Regions from separate parts of the Homo sapiens genome. Here region 2 is linked to region 1. The links are chromatin contacts, found by Hi-C or POLR2A ChIA-PET in ENCODE. All regions are on one chromosome and are shown on one strand. The core of a region is the stretch at or near the end of the contact, and the rest is flanking DNA. Distances in the headings are between cores, read along the strand shown. Region 1 overlaps RIPOR2 (RHO family interacting cell polarization regulator 2). Region 2 has its middle 120 kb from the start of RIPOR2.

What was found. Hi-C counts contacts between places; a loop is a spot of excess contacts on that map. ChIA-PET counts read pairs that join two places held with the same protein, here RNA polymerase II (POLR2A). Pooled maps may share reads with other maps.
Region 2: a loop to region 1 is called in a pooled map, with 2.4 times the contacts of the local background. The contact joins two enhancer-like sites. A Hi-C loop is called at or near these places in 7 of 50 pooled maps. POLR2A ChIA-PET finds 5 or more read pairs at or near these places in 2 of 52 experiments (WTC11 and activated B cell).

The regions. Positions count from the first base shown.
Region 1 is chr6:24,880,938-24,885,805 of GRCh38, reverse strand. The region is part of intron 1 of RIPOR2 (RHO family interacting cell polarization regulator 2); the gene reads left to right. Among named protein-coding and RNA genes, the nearest start is that of RIPOR2, 53 kb to the left of the region's middle. Within about 2 kb of position 1,950, at least 6 of the 41 ENCODE cell types and tissues checked have a DNase peak (open chromatin) inside an H3K27ac peak, as active enhancers do.
Region 2 is chr6:25,050,304-25,055,589 of GRCh38, reverse strand. No RefSeq gene overlaps it. Among named protein-coding and RNA genes, the nearest start is that of RIPOR2, 120 kb to the right of the region's middle. RefSeq lists an enhancer at 1,315-1,484. Within about 2 kb of position 1,574, at least 6 of the 41 ENCODE cell types and tissues checked have a DNase peak (open chromatin) inside an H3K27ac peak, as active enhancers do.

The DNA of each region.
Region 1 (4,868 bases), core at 701-3,200:
TATTTAAATTATTATTAACAGCTAGGCTTATTAAACACCTACTACATACCAGGTCTTATGTATATTATCTCATTTGCACCTTACAAAAATCCTCTGAAATGTTAATCCTTTTATATAAATGAGAAAACTGGGATTCAGGGAAGTTAAATAATGTGCAAAAGTTCAAACAGCTGTAGCTGTAGAACCCAAACTGAGTGCAGATTTGTCTGACTCTGGATTCCACGTTCTTATTGTCTCTGCTGTGTTGCTTTCCTTGGAAGATTAAGAAATAGGTACCACTTTGGCCGGACATGGTGGCTCACACCTGTAATTCCAGCACTTTGGGAGGCCGAGGCAGGAGGATTGCTTGAGCCCAGGAGTTTAAGACCAGCCTGGCCAGCATAGCAACATCTCGTCTTTACTAAAAATCAGAAGGATTAGCTGGGTGTGGAGGCACATGCCAGTAGTCCCAGCTACTCGGGAGGCTGAGGCAGGAGGATCGCTTGAGCCCAGGAGATTGAGGCTGCAGTGAGCTATGACTGAGTCATTGCAATCCATCCCTCCAGCCTAGGCAACAGAGCAAGACTCTGTCTCAAAAAAACAAAAAAACCCAGAAATAGGTACCACTTCAAATTTTACGCTGTTATTTCTTACATGAAAAATTGTCTCCAATCCGCTTTATGTATACTCATGTTATCTTCAATTAAATTGTTAAAATTTTTAAAAGCAGAGCTCAGTCTTAGGTTGTCTTTGGATCTTGGACAACACATAGCATCCTGCCAGCGCTGAGCATATAATATATACTTAATAATTATATTGATTGATGGAGTCTTAGAAAACACGGAAAGAAAATTATCATATCACTTTCCAGAGATTCTGAAAATTAAGTTTCTTTTTTTCAAGTGAGTTAAAACTAAGTATTCATTATAATAATCTGTGGTTTCTCAAGCACTTTGCCTTTTGTAAAGCACTTCGTCGTTTTCTCTGTGTTTTAAAGCAGAAATCCAGCCATCTACAGAGATGGTGGAAAGTCAGTCTACATGTCCAAGTAGTCTCCTGATTGTTAGATTGGATGAAGCTTTGATTTCAATTGAACCTTACAATGCTTGCCTGTTAAAATGGGGAGGAATTACTTCCTTTACTCTACAGATACAGTGTGAGGTTCACTGAGTTTAGGACTTGCCCAAAAGGCCAGTTAGAACATCTGGCCCTGGTTCTTCCATCCCCTTGCTGAGGAGTGAGGCTCTGTTGAGTTGTTCTACACTTTTTTTTCATCCGTTCACGTCAGTTGTCTTAGTCAAGCAGTGTATCACACATGCATTCATCACTGGGTTAGCAAACAATGTTGACAACTGAGAAGCAAATATTAGCATTACTTTGATTTCTTAATTTATTTATTTTTATTTTATTTTATTTTTGAGATGGAGTCTCGCTCTGTCGCCCAGGCTGGAGTGCAGTGGCACGATCTCGGCTCACTGCAACCCCCACCTCCCGGATTCACGCCATTCTCCTGCCTCAGCCTCCCGAGTAGCTGGGACTACAGGCACCCACCACCACGCCTGGCTAATTTTTTGTATTTTTAGTAGAGGCGGGGGTTTCACCATGTTAGCCAGGATGGTCTCGATCTCCTGACCTCATGATCCGCCCGCCTCAGCCTCCCAAAGTGCTGGGATTACAGGCGTGAGCCACCGTGCCGGGCCTGCTTTGATTTACTTTAAAGCAGCCATATTTTTTAAAGGCCAATGACATAAATATATTTACTTTTTAAAAAAGATTAGTCAACTGCTCTGTAATAGGTACCTTGTAACCATATAATAAGCAGACGTGTATCTTTAGTTTTCATCTTAAATAATTATTTTGCATAGCAGGCTATTTACATCTGGCCCACATGCCTCTTTCAGACAAGTCAATTATACATCTGCTTTTGACCACGATGTGGGGGAGCATAAACAGGATGGCATTGTTAGGGGAAAAAGAAAGGAAGAACCCAAATCGGGCATGAAGAAATGACTCAGAAAGTGCAGTGAGGGCAGGTGTTACATCTTATGAAGCCTCGCTGGGAGACAGGATCAAATCACGAAAGCAACTCTCAGCTGGTTGCTTACTGATTCAGCTTTTCCAAGTCCTGATTTCTTGGCACTTCCTCTTGCAGAAGGAATGATGACTTTTTCTAGAAATTGGTAGTGATTTTTTTTAAACAGCTTTATTGATGTACAATTCACATACCATAAAATTTACTCATCTTAAGTGGACAGTTTGAGTTTTAGTAAATTTATACATTTGTGCTACCATCATCCATGATTTGCTTTTAGAACACTTCCACCACCCCCAAAACCTCTCTCTGCTTCCTTGCCTGCTCCCGTCCCTGGCCTCAGGCAAACACTTGAATTGATTGTGGAATTTTTTTACTTTTGCCAGCATGTCACCCCAGCTACAGCCAACTGATCTATGGGTCAATTGTCTTGTCTCAGAGGGGTTGGTCTCAGTCTAGCTTATGGAGATGGCATAGCTTTGTAAGTGTGACAACTATTGGTTTCCAAGTTGACGTTTGGCCCCCATGAGAAATGCCTTGGCGAGAACTGAGATATCCTTACTCATGTCATTCAGAAATCACAGATGTGTCTCATATTTTCTATCAGTAAGGCTCTCTCAGAATTGCCTGTTTGTATTCTTAATTCGATAGAAGGTTTGGTTAAATTTTTAAAAAAGGAAAACACCATAAGGGTTAAGACAGTAGCATCTAGCTATTGTATTTTCGTTTTAATTTCATGATGTTTGATGTCCTGCAACTCAAGCATGCACAAATGATCACGTGGTCTCTTGTTTCCCATAGAAAAGCCCTGGTCTCATCCTTGCAGGGGTTTCCTTTAGCCTCTGGCCAAACTGCCATATCTGAAAAATCAGAAATAAAAGGCACATGTAATGCGGACTCATTAGTTTTCCTCTTATTATTCAAAGGAGCACATGGAATATGGGGTAGACTTGAGTATCCTTTTAAAGATAGCTTTGTTAAAAAGCTAATTGATAGCCCCCTCGGCATAGCTTTAAAAAAAGAATCCGATAGAAAAAGCAGGATACAAAATTTTGCATGCAATATGCTCAAATTATTATGCTTTATATGAGAAGGGAAGAGCTAGAGAAAATTTAACAGAACAAAATTCCCCCGGTGGTTGTCTTTGGATGATACAAACGGTATGGTTCTTCTCTCCTTCTCCCTACACTGCCTCCTTTCTACTTTCTGTGTTTTCCTAATACAGGAGAGGGCTTTTGTGCTTGTAAAAACTAAAAATAATGTACTGAATCATATTTCCTTTAATGAGTCTCAGTATTCTTAACTCTAACAATAAATATTAGCATTCCTTCTAGCTGAGTAGTCAATTTGCCCAGTTGCCTTACAGGTTAATCAATGCCTCCAGCACTTCTACTCTGAACAAGTGAGTTTGAAGATTCACACCTGGCAGATGTTGAAAGGAGGTCGGCCACTGGCCTGACAACCAGGATTCTTACTTTAATATATATATCTAGCCTTACCTGTCTCGTAGTGAAATTGCTGAAATTTGAAGAGAGGCTTGCTAACTCAAGCTAATCAAACACACATGAAAACATGAGCCAGAATGCCAGTTCATAAAAATATAGGGAGAAGTAGAACCATCACCTAGACTGGACATTCCAAACATTTCCCCGTCACTTTTACTACTTCTACTGGTGGCACTACCATGAGCTGCACTTTAGGGCCTGCTGCATGGGCCTGCCACATGACAGATGTCCTTCATCACCCATCTTCCAAACAGCCCTCCAAGATTGATTCCTGTCCTTTATTCTTAAGAGACAGGTTATCTCCAAGTTCTCCAAGGAGGTGCAAATTCTTCCCCCAAACTGCAATCATATTCCACCCTTTATTTCTGGTCCAATCAGAGCCTGAGACCTGATGGGTGAGGGGAAATCCCTTGTTCTCTTTTTATCTGCTTCAGCCCCCTTCTATCTTCAGATTCAGTGTTCTTGTCCAAAAACCGCCTGCTGATTTGATGAGCTACCTTCTAATTTAAACAGACACCAGGTGTTTGGGTCAGGTGGTCGCTCATAGCATCCACCAAAGTCCAGTGTACCTGTATCACAGCATTCATACAAGAACATGTAAAATCTTATACTTATTATAATTTCAAAAGACCCTGATATGTGTTTAATTGGAACTTAACACTGCATAGTCAGAGAAAAGGCAGTGATTTTCATTGTATGAAGAAACTGGGACGAGAAACAGCTGTGGCTTTCAGGGTTCTGTGCCTAGAGGCTCAGCTCAGAATGGCAGGATTTGTTCAACTCTTAGTCAAGGTGCTTGGGATTCCTTCCAGAAAGACCCTGTTGTGTTGTTCCCATTGGTTATAGGAGTGGCAGGGCACGGGTGGCAACCTGGTATGACAGCCAGGGCCTCCTGCAACAAAGTCAAGTGAAGAGCAAACCATAGCAGCCACACTGTTTGCCTAGGATTTGAGTCCTTTCTGGGATTTAACACACAAAAATGAATATTAGTTATGCTGGAATTTTCCAAAAGACCAGGTGAGACGTCAATAACTTAGAGACTGGAAACATTTTTCAAAGCCCCAGCCACCCAGGCTGGAGTACAATGGCGTGATCTCGGCTCACTGCAACCTCTGCCTCCCGGGTTCAAGCAATGCTCCTGCCTCAGCCTCCCGAGTAGCTGGGATTACAGGCACCCGCCACCACGCCCAGCTAATTTTTTTTGTATTTTTAGTAGAGACAGGGTTTCACTATGTGGCCAAGCTGGTCTCAAACTCCTGACCTCGTGATCCACCCGCCTCGGCCTCCCAAAGTGCTGGGATTACAGGCGTGAGCCACTGCACCTGGCCTGAGTTTGTTGTTTTATGTGGGAT
Region 2 (5,286 bases), core at 325-2,824, 170 kb before region 1:
TTTTTTTTTTGAGACGGAGTCTCACTCTTCCGCCCAGCCGGACTGCAGTGGTGCGATCTCGGCTCACTGCAAGCTCCGCCTCCCGGGTTCATGCCTTTCTCCTGCCTCAGCCTCCCGAGTAGCTGGGACTACAGGCGCCCGCCACCGCGCTCAGCTAATTTTTTGTATTTTTAGTAGAGATGGGGTTTCACCGTATTAGCCAGGATGGTCTCGATTTCCTGACCTCATTATCCGCCCACCTCGGCCTCCCAAAGTGCTGGGATTACAGGCGTGAGCCACCACGCCCAGCCTTTTCAAATATTTTTAACTGAGGTTGGTTGAATCCTAGTATGCAGAAGTCACAGATATGGAGGGCCACCTGTATTGTGTATCTTCTACATTCTCCATTGGATTTTAAGCTCCCAGGATAAAGGGTATCATTCATCTTTGTATGCCCAGTGCCTACTACATTTTTAAAAAGTGAATTGAATTAACCTCATAAGGAAGAAACCTTTAGACTTCTTGGACAATTTTCCTCAAGTAGGCTGGACACTCTCATGAGTCAAGGTGCCTTGGCAGAGATGTCAAGGAGAAAAGACCCCTTATTGTTCCTTTCTTTATCTCCCTTCAATTGCTTCCTCCTCCATCCTAAAAATGTATAAGAATAGATGTTACTCTAATCAGATGTCCCTTTGGGAACAAGCTGCATGAAACTTTTGAGAATCTCTGGTTTCATAGCACAAGTTTTAAAAGATGGTCTTTGTTATGCTGGTTGCTCACACATAAAATACAATGTTTAAAACATTGGTGAAAAACACATATATTTTATAACTGGGAAGTCTGGTTTGCAATGGTTTGTGAATATGGAAAGAGCCCTGAGCTATGAGTCAGAACTATTAATAATGCCTTAGGAACTAACTAGCTTTGTGGCTGTTGACAAGACATTTCTCCTCCTGAGGCTCTGTTCCCTCTACCATGAAACGAAGGTATGGGGCAGTGATGTCTGAGGTCTCATTGGCTCTGAAGTTCTGGGAGATTCTGATTTCATGGTTTACTTATAGGTAAAAAGAAGAGAAGCTGCCTTCGGGTGGTGGAGTCTTTAACCCACTTCTCTTCTGCCGAGACTGAAAAGGATCCAAATCTCATGGCATTAAGGTCAAAGAAAAAGTGACTTTTTAAAACTAAGTATAATAAGGAAATATTTCTCCTCTACATCTAGATATTTCTCCAGAGGGAGCTCACCACAAAAGTTAAACAGATCACTACTTTAAAAATGTTTTTCTGTTTAAATCAGGGCTGTTCCGTTGGGGCTGATTTAATCAAGAGAGAAAACAGACCTCTCTCTTGTCTCTACTCTGACTCATAAAGGCAACTCTGCTCCACTGATGTCAATTGGTCACTATTTGCATAATAAGTTATTCTAAAAGTTAAAATATCAGGCCCTTAATCACAGAAGAAAGGAAGACTTTTCAGTGAGGCCTTCCAGTGATTGCAGATTTAGAGGGCTCTTGGGACAGCCACTGGGTGGCTAAATTAGTAAGTTGACACCTAGTTACTGTTGATAGGAACAGGAAGCAGGGAAATTCTGCGCAGAAGAGGGCAGTTCCCTGGGTAGGTCCCCACTCTCAAGCTGAAACTCTTGATACTGCAGCCCAAAGTGAGAACTTACATCCCTGCTTTCCTGCTCAAATGTTGCCCTTTCCAAAACCACCCATAACCCACCCTGCCCCTCATTCTGTGCCCATAAAAACCCCAGGCTTGGCCAGCAGAGAAAGGAGAAGCAGCTGGACAACGAGGACTATGGTTGGAAGTTGGAGAGAAGCAGCTTGACTTCAGAGGGACAGCTTGATGGCATAGCTTCAGAGAGGAGTCTGACTGGGGATAGCCAGACTTCAGGGGAAGATTACCTTCCTGCTCCATCCCCTCTTTGGCTCCCCTTCCTGCTGAGAGCCACGTTCATTGGCAATAAAGTCCCCTGCATTTACCATCTTCAACTTGTTTGTGCAACCTCGTTCCTCCTGGATGCCGGACAAGAACTTGGGTGCCATGAGTGTGGTTGCAAAAGGCTATCGTGCTGATGCTCCACTGAGCTATTAACACTTAAGCTGTCTGCAGATGGCAAAGCTAAAAGGGCACTGTAACACTCCTTCTGGGCCTTCAGAGGTCGCAGGCGCCAGATGCTGCCTCGGGACCTGCACAGAGTTTTGCTCCTGCTAGTGCCTAAAAGCACTTGCCCCACCTCCTGCACCTGCTCACCTGTGTGCTCCCCATCCCATGAGTGAGTGGAATTCACCCCTGCTGGTGCTGAAGTGGCTGGCTAGTTCCAGCACCCCTGCACTCCAGTTTCCGCCCATTAAGGGGTCAGGGAAATATCATAGTTATTTCTGTATCTGTTTCTCCAGGCAGTGTCTAGATTTCTATCTTCTGAAGCTTAAACTCAATGCATAGGAACTTTCTTTTATGCCTAGGTGATGAGCCACTCAAACTAGACTCCTGGGTGTTGTAAATCAAAAATAAAATTCTAAGCCCCCTAACCATCTGAACAGAACCCTCCTCTTAGCCAAGGGCATTCCAAAGTTAACCTGAAAAACTAGTTCAGGCCATGATGGGAAGGGGGTGTCAGACCTGCCTCATTAAACTCTCCTCCCTTTTGGAATTCAGGAAAAGCTGACCAGCATTAACATCAACACAGACCTTAAAGCTGATAAGAAACATTTACAATCTATTCTCTGCTACCCAGAGGCTTCATCTGTATGATAAAATTATGGTCTCCACAACTTTTCATCATAACCCAGACATTTCTTTTCTATTGATCCCAGGTCTTTAGATAAACTCAATTGTCAACCACAAAAATTTTAAATCTACCTGTAACCTGGAAGCTCCACCCCAACTTTGAGTTGTCCTGCCTTTCTGGACTGAACCATTGTATAGCTTCAATGTATTAGATTGATGTCTCATGTCTCCCTAAAATGTATAAAACCAAGCTGTGCCTTGACCACCTGGGGCACATGTTCTCAGGATCTCCTGAGGGCTGTGTCATAGGACATGATCATTCATATTTGGCTCAGAACACATATCTTCGAATATTTTACAGAGTTTGATTCTTTTCATCAACAAGTAGGAGGCAGAATCAGGTGGGTCAGTTGTTGGTTTGAATGTGGGACATAAGGGCTAGGAAGCAAGGAGTAGCACCTAGGGCACTGTCTTGAGCAACTGGGTAGAAGGTCATCAAGACAGGAAATGCTGGTGAAGCCAGTTTGGGAGGGAGAAAGAGAAGGAAGGAGAGAGGGCAGTAATGGGCTGTGTCTGACTAGAAGAGAACAGATAAGATGCAGACACTGTCCTCTCTTCTAGCCTCATAGCTTTTTCTTTCATACTCCAAAATTGTCTGCCTTGATTCCACAAAAACTGTCTCCCAAAAGTGTTCTAAGCCTTAAAAATGCCTTGAAATCTTATCGGAGCAGCAGTGGAAAGCACATTGTATTGAGGTTTGGGGAGAAGGTGTGGTACAACTTGGTCCTGATCTACCAACCTGCTGTGCCAACTTGGAGGTGTCTCCTAATCTGAGGGTCAGTTTCATTTTCTGTAAAATGAGACATTTGGATATGAGGTTGTCTAGGGTAATTCTCTAATAGTTGTCCAATTTTCTAATTCTTTATTATTCAATAATTGCCTTTGTCAAAGTTACATGGTATATGTTTTAAAAATAGAATGTTATGAATGAATGGTTACACTGCAATGTTTATTTGCTTAATTTGAAGAGTTAGTATAGGTTGTGGTTAAATATTTGGGCTCTAGAGCCAGACTACCTCAATTCAAATCTCATCTCAGCCACTTGCTGGGCGTGTGACCATGGCAAGTTACTAAACTTCTCTGTGCCTCAGTTGCCCTATCTGCAAAATGGTCACGGGATTATTATATGACAATCATATGAATTAACACATGTGAAGTACTCTATGTGTTGGATTATTATTTAGAGTATTGTTTAACCTTCACTTTTTTATATGTAAAATAGGATTGCTAATAACTCCTCATGAATAAGAATGTAGGGGAAATAAAGTGAAACCACATGTCTATTAAAAGCATGCAACACACAGCCTATCTCTCCATAAGTGCTCAATAAATGTGTGTAGACAACCAGATAGCCACAGCTAGAACCTGACCCCTACTTCCATTTCAATTTCCAAAGAGCAAACTGAGACCTCATGTTCTTTTTGTATGTATTTGCCACAGAAGAGAAATAAATCAGGTGCTGTGCTATCGTTTTCCTCCTGGTGCTTGATAAGCTTTTATGTTAAAATAATGCCAAGTTTTCCTTGTTGACTTTCTATAAAAGTCACACAACGTACTTTGGCTCAGCAGTTGCCATTCTCCACTGAGTAACTGAAGGTCTGTTTCTCCCCAGGATGGTTTTAAAGTAGAAACAGACATGCTGATGCTTTTTCTCCTGAGTCTAACATCTAGCTTCCATTTATTAAAAATGAGTTGAAGGAAAAATGAAGAAAGGATCACATAATTATGTCTTTTTCCCCATATTCTCTTAAACACATTGCTCCTTGCAGACTGTACATGCTTCCACCGTGAAATTCTGCGATTTATGAAAATTTAATAGCAACACGAGCCCAAGAAAGAGTAAAAATTGATATTGTACACTTAACACAAATGAAACTGTTCCTTGGGAGAATAACACCCCGCAAGGCTATTTATTCCAGGCATTTATGAGTGTGTACCTGATAAAAGAAAATATAAAGCATGAAGAGTCAGGAAACGGAGCCCTACGTAGGAGCCATGGATCTTCAGCATTGTCAACCTGACCGGAAAGAACAACAAAAGATGGTGGCAAGTCCTCCACTTCTTGTTCCATACACCCACCCGCTAGTCTTTCTATGATTATAATGAGGAAACTGGCAAGATCTGTATTTAAATTCACAAGAGCAGAGAAAATGCAAACTTTTCAACTGCCTCTCATTTTAGACCTAACTGTACTTTCCGCCCCCTCTGGCCTGCTGTTCTCTCTCATCTGCTATTGTAAATTATGTACATCAGAAACGTTGGTGACTCATGCAGCAGAGGCTTTAGGAAATGTGTGGCTTAATGAGGAGGAAAGAAGGTCTGACGCTGATTGCAAAAAAAAAAAAAAAAAGCACTTGATTTTTTTGTATCACATTCTCCACATTCAAGTTCATTGCTTGCACAGAATTTCAAGCGCCATATAATAAAAGAAGGTGATAGAGGGAACATAGTCACAGTACCGTGACAGCTTCTGGAAGATTTCTCTCATCTCGAATTTGCCTCCTTGGCAGCTAT